Regions from separate parts of the Homo sapiens genome. Here region 2 is linked to region 1. Evidence: chromatin loops called from intact Hi-C (ENCODE). Cell type or tissue: PC-9. All regions are shown on one strand. Region 1 holds the start of LOC124900515 (a long non-coding RNA gene). Region 2 has its middle 190 kb from the start of DIRC3-AS1.

The links. Hi-C counts contacts between places; a loop is a spot of excess contacts. Peaks named below come from ENCODE experiments on the same cell type or tissue, not always from the same donor. Only the 100,000 strongest peaks of a DNase experiment are listed, where the experiment ranks them.
Region 2: it touches region 1 in a loop (17-fold over the local background); 7 of 110 quality-filtered maps call a loop at or near these places.

The regions. Positions count from the first base shown.
Region 1 is chr2:216,690,040-216,694,039 of GRCh38, forward strand. All of the region lies in intron 1 of IGFBP5 (insulin like growth factor binding protein 5), which reads right to left. It overlaps LOC124900515 (a long non-coding RNA gene), which reads right to left and starts at 1,525. Exons shown (of 2, transcript XR_007088080.1): 1 at 1,417-1,525; 2 at 1-388. In PC-9, no CTCF peak of the experiment used is centred here; a DNase peak (open chromatin) is centred at 2,452; H3K4me3 peaks cover 1,819 bases.
Region 2 is chr2:217,093,501-217,097,500 of GRCh38, forward strand. No RefSeq gene overlaps it. Among named protein-coding and RNA genes, the nearest start is that of DIRC3-AS1, 190 kb to the right of the region's middle. In PC-9, no CTCF peak of the experiment used is centred here; a DNase peak (open chromatin) is centred at 2,441.

The sequences.
Region 1 (4,000 bases):
AAAAGGGGGGGATTTCACTGGTATTGGGGGAGGGGAGTAGAAGCCTACACTGCCATCCTTGTTTATTTTATTATTTATTTTTGCAAGTATGTAATCAATGTGTAATCAGTCTTACTGTTTTGAATAACATGTCCTGATTGCAATTTAAGGATAGTCTCTGGGAATTGCAGCTTTTGGACCAACTGTAGAGAAAAAGCAAATGTAAAACTAAACAAACCCCTCCAAATCGCCTGCTTGACTCAACGCAGCCATTCTCCCACCCTCTTCCCTTCTGCTCTGGCCCCTGGTTGGTACCTGCTCTTTATGATCTTCTTCCAGTTTCTGGATGTAGTGGGTCTGGAGTGTGGTGATCTCTTCTCCAGAGTTTTATTTTCCACACACTAAATATCTTAAAAGTTTCATAGGCATTGCTCAGGTACAAAGTAGAAACTTTAGACAAGTATTACCTTCCCTTCCCGCTGGCTTCTTCGCTCCATTAAGGGGGCCAGGGCTTCTGCAGGGAATTCCTGCTCCCATGCCCTTTGCTGTAACCCTCACGATGACCTCTGGCTCCTAGGGTCAGGCTGGTCCACCCTCTGCAGCTGCAGGCCCACCTGCCTGCTCAAATCCAGCCCAAGCCCCGGGACTAACTCACAGCTGCTCTGACTTAAAACTCAAGCCCTCAGGGGATGCCTTAGAGTTGGGGTGGGGGGTCGGGGGGTGGATGGAGAAGGTCGGAGGGAAGAGTAGGAGGGAGGGGTGAGAAAGGGGAAAAAGAGAAATGGAAAGAATATGAGCTCTCACTAGGGCTAACTCTGCTTGTTCTTCCAGTCTGAGCTGACACAGCAGAAAGGTGGGGGAGGGGGGGCGGGGTGGGCGGGGGCGGGGGCGGTGGGCGGAGGTGGCGAGAAAAGTCCAGTTAAAGCCCCATCTCGTTTTCCCAACTCCCGTTTTGGTTGGCTCAGGGCACGCCATCCTCTCAAAGACTTGTTTCAGAGGGAGGGGGTGCGGGTGGGAAAGGAATTTGGCTCCTTCAGTTTTCCATGATCTTGCTCAACCCAGACATAAATTTGGCCAATAAACCTAACTCTGGAACTCGACTTCAACATGGCATTTTAGACCAGGCTTGGAGTTGAAGCCAGGGTGATGGAGGCCAAACCCCTCAAAGAAGCAAAGGCTGAATTCACTTTTATTTAGGTAATGCTTTTGCTTTCTTTTCCAGAAGCCTATTTTTTGTCCCACGGTGTCTCATTTCTTAATGACAGAACCGAAAGCCAGAACCCACGGCTCCCTACATCTTAAACTGAATGTCTCACCAGCACAGAGGAGACCTACCCGAACCCCGGTATCTATGCTGGGGACCAGCCCATCAAACCTCATTCCCCACCAAAAATGCCCGAAAGCAAACCCAGTACTTCCTTGACTCCCTCCACTCACCGCTATTTACTGAGCTTTGCCCATCAAATAACTCCCGTCTTTCATCTCCCTCCAGCCTCACACACATTCTTTTTTCCGTATCTATCTCTGCTCCTGAACTGGCCAGAATGAAATGCAGAGCCAGGCTCGCTCTCAGCACCCTGCTCTCGGGCCCACTCCCTCTCCAGTTGCTCAGCAACAGCCTAGCAAAACACCCTCTCCTCCGCCCTCTCCTTTCCCTCCCAGAGGCTTTGGCTGCCTGCCACCTCACTCTCTTCTGCTCCCCATTTCTGATTCCAGAAATGCACCTTTTTTGGGTTCTACATGTTTGGTTACATATAAATATATATAATATAGTATATACCATATATACAATATATAATTATATAGATATAATATGTCGTGTGTGTGTGTGTGTGTGTGTGTGTGTGTGTGTGTGTGTGTATGCTGCAACTGCGGGAGGGAGGGGGCAAATCCATATCTGCAAGCTCAGATTTTGGCGGGGGTGGGGGAGAGGAGGGAGGTAGGAGGTGTGTTGGGAAGCAGGAATTTTGGCTAAAGGACCAAAAGGGCACTCTCCCTCTCTCTGTCCATTTCTCTCTCCTTAAGAACGGTCTCTACACCATCTCCAACTTTTTGGGGACCCGCCCAGTGGTTGTCCGGCTAAAACGCCCTTTCCAGGAGCGCCCACTCCCATCCCATCTGTTCGGGAAGAAGATGTCGGCACCAGCAGCGGTGGAGCGCCGCCAACCCGCAACAGCAGCCGGCCGGGCACCTGCCTTCGGCGGGGTGGAGTCGGAGAGGAGTGCTGGGGAGGGGGCGGGTAGAAGAGGCGGCTTCGGGTTGGCCCAAAGGCACTCAGAAGGTGGGGGTTGAGCAAGGGGCGGCAGGGAATTCTACAGGGGATCTTGCTTGGGACTGAAGTGTCGTGTGTGTGTGTGTGTGTGTGTGTGTGTGTGTGTGTGTGTGATGCGCCCTCCGTGCTCGCCTAGCAATTGCGCGCGCGTGCGCTCTGCGTGTACACCCTTCACACTAGCCACATCACACTACACGCTTGGTAAATAATAAGTGGAGCCAGGATGCGGCTGAGTGACACCTTACGTTCTTTCGGTGTGACTGGATTGTTACCCAGGGCGGTGGCTCCCAAGCCGGGAAATCAATTAATGTTTTCCTTCTCCGCTAGGCTTTTCCAAATCCACATCCCCCAAGATGAAGGCGGGCAGGACCGCCTTTGAAAAGTGGATCTTAATAAAAATAATCTCACAAGCCGGTCTCTGGGGTTCCCAGAGCCTGCACATCCTCCCCTTTTCCTCTTTTTGCAGGCTGCAACCTGCAAAAAGATCGACTTTTTGCAGGTTTGGAGATCGACTACCTCTTGCAAAGCTAGAGGGGCTGGCCCCTGCGCCACTCAAACCCTGCAGGGTTTGCGGGGACTGAGGCTGAACACAGGAAGCTCTCCGGCCTCCTGGCAAGCGCGGACGCACTCCTCTCCTGCACTATAGTGACTGAAATTTGCACTTCAGAAAACTCATGTTAGGGTGCTCGTGAGTAACGGAAAGGGACAGGGAGGGAGAAGGGGATTGCCCCCGTAACTAAACTGTCTCCGTAACTAAACTACGCCAAATAAACATTGTTTAGCCAAGTTTTAACCCCTTTTGGAGAGAATCAATAGCCAGTTTGACGTCTTAGAACCCAGACTTTTATGTAGTTTATTTAACTTTTTTTTTTTTTAACTAAAGATCAGGTAACTCTTTCCAAAAAGAAACTCAGTCTAAGGGGGTAGAACTGTTCTGATTGAACAAGTAGCTGTGTCAATCATTTCAACCCTAGACTCCTGGCGCCGAGAATTTGGGGGCGGCGCAACCCGGGGGCGGGGCAAGCGGAGGCGAGGCTCCCAGTGCGTGGCTTTTCTGTCTCCGCCCCCTGAATTTTGCATTCTGCGTTTCCAGGGCCCCTCATGCACTTAATCCACACCCACTTGTGATCTGGTTTAAGAGATTGGGGAGGGCGGGGTGGGGGGATTGCGGAGGGAGGAATTGCGGGGCGGGGGTGGAGGTGGTGGTGGTGCCAGGAATCTGCATAGGCGAGGAAGTTGAAAGCTCTGAATCTCACATCCCCTTTTGCCTCCCAGCCCTATGTCCACCTTTCATCCTAGGTAAAATCTGAATTGGAGAGGGGGAAAAGGAATTAGATTCAGAAACGAACACCAGGCACAGAATACCAAACCCTTCCTTTCTACTCTTCCCCACCCCCACCCCGCACCCCCGCACTCCTAAAGTATTTTTTTCCCTTCCTGGGATAAAATAAAAGTCATTTTGCAGTTAAATATGTTTTACCATCTACCACAGGCAATCATCTTCAATAAAAAGCAATGGTTATGCACATGGGAGGGGCTTCAGGGCTCCCACCCGAAAGGCATTAGCTACCAAGGATGTGGGGTGTTTGTGGTGTGTGTGTAGGGGTGGAGGGATAGAAACGTCTGGAGGCACGGGGGTGGAGGGGCCAAGAGGGACAAAGGTGGAATTAGCTCAGAAGATAGGTAATGCCTCTCTCTCCAGGCCGCAATTAAAATAATATTTTAACAAAAGAGATTTTTTTTCCAAGT
Region 2 (4,000 bases), 400 kb after region 1:
GACCCCTGTGGATACCAAAATTTGCAGATGTTCAAGTCCCTTATATAAAATGGAATAGTATTTACATTAACTTACACATGTCCTCCTGTATGCTTTAAATCATCTCTAGATTACTTTTAATACCTAATACAATGTAAATGCTATATAAGTTGTTGTTATACTGTATTATTTAGAGAATAATGACAAGAAAAAAGTCTGTACATGTTCATTACAGATGCAACAATGTTGTTTTTCTGAATATTTTTTCCAAGGTTGGTTGAAACCATAGATCTGGAACCCAAGGATATGGAGGGTTGACAGAGTTCATATCCAAAATAGATAAGAAACTCATACAATTCAACAGGAAATAAATAACCTGCTTAAAAAATAGGCAAAAAAGTACTTACAAAGACATAGATATTTTTCCAAAAAAGACATACAGATGGCCAATAGGTATAGAAAAGATGTTCAACATCCCTAATCATCATGGAAATGCAAATCAAAACCACAATGAGCTATCACCTCACACCTGTTAGAATAGCTGTCATCAGAAGGACAAAAGACAACAAGTGTTGGTGAGGATGTGGAGAAAAGGGGATACTTATACACGGTTGGTGGGAATGGAGCTTGATATAGCCATTATAGAAAAGAGTATGGAGGTTCCATAAAAATAGAGCTACCATATGATCCAGCAATTTCATTTCTGGGTATATATCTGAAGGAAATTAAATCAGTTTTTAAGGAGATATCTGCCCTCCCAAGTTCATTGTATTGTTATTTACAATAGCCAAATTATGAACACAGCCTATGTCTGTTGGTAGACAAATACAATAAATTGTGGTATATATATGCCACAATGTCTTTATTCATATATATAGGAAAATTATTCAGCCTTAAAAAGGAAGGAAATCCTACCATTAGTGACAACCTGGAGGACATTATGCCAAGTAAAATAAGCCATGGACAGAAAGAAAAACACTACATGATCTGACTTATATGTGGAATCTAAAAGAGTTAAATTTATAGAAGCAGAGAGTAGAATGGTGGTTACCAGGGGTGGAGGCATAGGGGAATTGGGTAGAGGTTGGTGAAAGAATACAAAGTTTCACTTACGCAGGATGTGTAAATTCTGGAGAGCTAATGTACAGTGTGGGGACTAGAGTGAATAATAATGTATTGCAGTGGTCCCCAATGTTTTTGACACCGGGGACTGGTTCTGTGGAAGACAACTTTTCCATGGACCAGGATGGGGGGATGGTTTCAGGATAATTCAAGCACATTACATTTATTGTGTACTTTATTTCTATTCTTATTTCATTGTAATATACAATGAAATAATTATACAACTCACCATAATGTAGAATCAGTGGGAGCCCTGAGCTTGTTTTCCTGCAACTAGATAGTCCCATCTGGAGGTGACAAGAGACAGTGACAGATCATCAGGCATTAGATTCTCATGAGGAGTGTGCAACCTAGATCCCTCAAATGTATAGTTCACAATAGGGTTTGTGCTCCTGTGAGAATCTGATGCCACCACTGATCTTACAGGAGGTGAAGCTCAGGCGGTAATGTGAGTGATGGGGAGCTGCTGTAAATACAGATGAAGCTTTGCTCTTGCCTACCCGCCGCCCACTTCATTACCACGAGAGCTAGGAAGAAGTAAGGAAGGAGCCTCTGCAATGTGGCCCAGGTCCTAACAGGCCACAGACCCGTACTGGTCCATGGTCCAGGGATTGGGGATCCCTGCTGTATCATATACTTGACATTTGCTAAGAGAGTAGATCTTGTGTTCTTAACACACACACACACACACACACACACACACACACACACACGGTACCTATGGGAAGACATGGATATGTTACTTAGCCTGATTGTAGTATTCAGTTGTACATCTTAGATATATACAATTATGATTTAAAAAAGAAAAAGGAAACAGAGACACACAGGAAGAATGTCATGTGATAATGACAGCGAGTGTCATCTGCAAACCAAGGAACTCCATGCAGCTGCAAGTCAAGGAACACCAGGGCTCCACAGCCACCTCCAGGGCTAGGAAGAAGTAGGGAAGGAGTCTCAGAGGGAACATGGCTCTGCTGACACCTTGATTTCAGACTTCATGCCTCCAAAACTGGGAGAATAAACTTTTGTTGTTTTAAGTCACCTAATTGGTGGCACTGTGTTGCAGCAGCCACAGGAATTTAAGTGCACTTGGACCCATGGAAGTCGCTGCTGTGCTCTCCAGCTATCAGCTCATGAAGGCAGGACTTACAAAGAAACTCCTCTGCCCATCAAAGTGCATGTCAGAGCGTCATTGAATCTTAGGGGGACGAGTTAGCAAACAAAAACCTGCCTTCCTAACCAGGCAAAATGATAAAAGTTGATTTTATTCCTTACATCTCCTTTCGGGTTTGGTGTTATCTTTCAACACTGATATGCCAAAAGGTTCTATGGGGCATGAGAGAGGTGGGGATAGTCAAATGACTAAACCATTAGCAATGTGCCCACATTTCCTGAAAGACTGTGGGAGGACACAATATATGAAGTACCTTACCACCTATGCACATCATTCTAGTCAGAATACTAATTTGTTAACTGATTGATTTCTTGCCATATTATATAAAAAGTTAGGGTCAAAATTATCAGACAGCTCTACTCTTATGCTAATGGAAAAGGAATACTTTAGACATAGATGTTGTGAGCAAAGTGAAATTACACACCAGGGCAATTATGTGGAGATCTTGAGGCAAGGAGCACTCCTACCTTCTGATACAGAAAGAAAAGGGAAGCTCTGTCTGCTCTGAAAATACCCAATCTGGAAAGCTATGGATTCGATTATTTCCTTTATGATCCCCCAACAGAAGATAGATTTTCAGAGGTCCTACCTGGATACCTGGAGATGGGATGGTGGGTCTTGCTGAGCACCTGTAAGGTCTGGTAAGGATGACATAATTCAGGACTGGGCTGTTTTGGGCTTTCATTCAGTGAACCTGAATCCCATACTTCAAACCATTAGGAAGAGTCCTATGCCTCCCCAGATAACTATTCAACTAGACTATGGGTCAGTTGACTTCAGCTTGATGGATTTAGTGGAGAATAGAAATTATCTGCCCTCACTCTTCTCATAGAAGTCATGCAATCTGGGGTTTCTCTAACTTGCTGGGGTGAAGAAAAGGGGAAGAGGAGGTCAAAAGGGGGGTTGTTGAAGAGAAGAGGTACAGAAGAAAGAGATAAGGAAGTAAAAACCAGTCACATTTAAATTCTATCCAGAGAGAGCATGCATTTATGAGCATATGTGTGTCACATAAGTACGTATTCTAAGGCAAACCTAACAGGGAGAAGATTCTCAATGTAAGCACAGAACTTTCATCTGTGGTTGACCTCCTAGTGCCCCAAGTTACACGAGACCCTAGGGACAAGGGGGGCTTTGCTCCCTCAGGAAAAAAAGCCATTCTCTCATTCTGTGTCAAGACCCTGGAGGCTCTTTGACGTCAGAACTGCTCACCCCACCTCCCTTTGGCCTTTGGTGGATGCTGCTCCCAGACCCCCTTGGAAGTCCCATCCTTCACAGAGACGTTTTTACTGCTCTTATCTTCCCACAAACTACCCCTCTCCCAGACCCTAGGAAATCAAAGTGCTAGGAATGACATGGTGCCTTTGTGGAGAAATGAAGACGGTTTTGTCCCCGCAGGCTCCCAGAAGCCTGCAGTGATTGAGGGAGTTTGGGCGTGGCAAAGAGCTAGGGAGGAGCAGGGCCTTCAGCCAGTCCCATGGCCAACGAGAAGGTACCAGGGCAGCCCCTGCCCACATGGGGAAGGACGAAGACCCTCATCACAGAATTCTCATTCACTGTCTGGTTCACTGTTGGGTCAGTGTTGCCAGATCCCAGTTTTCTCCATGAGGTAGGTCTATTTCCCAAGCCATAGAAATGTTGGGGGAAGGAGATTCTATTGAGAAAGTGTGCTAGAAACTCAGAATTTGAAAATTTGAAGGAAATGGAAAGTTCATACAAAAAGACCCT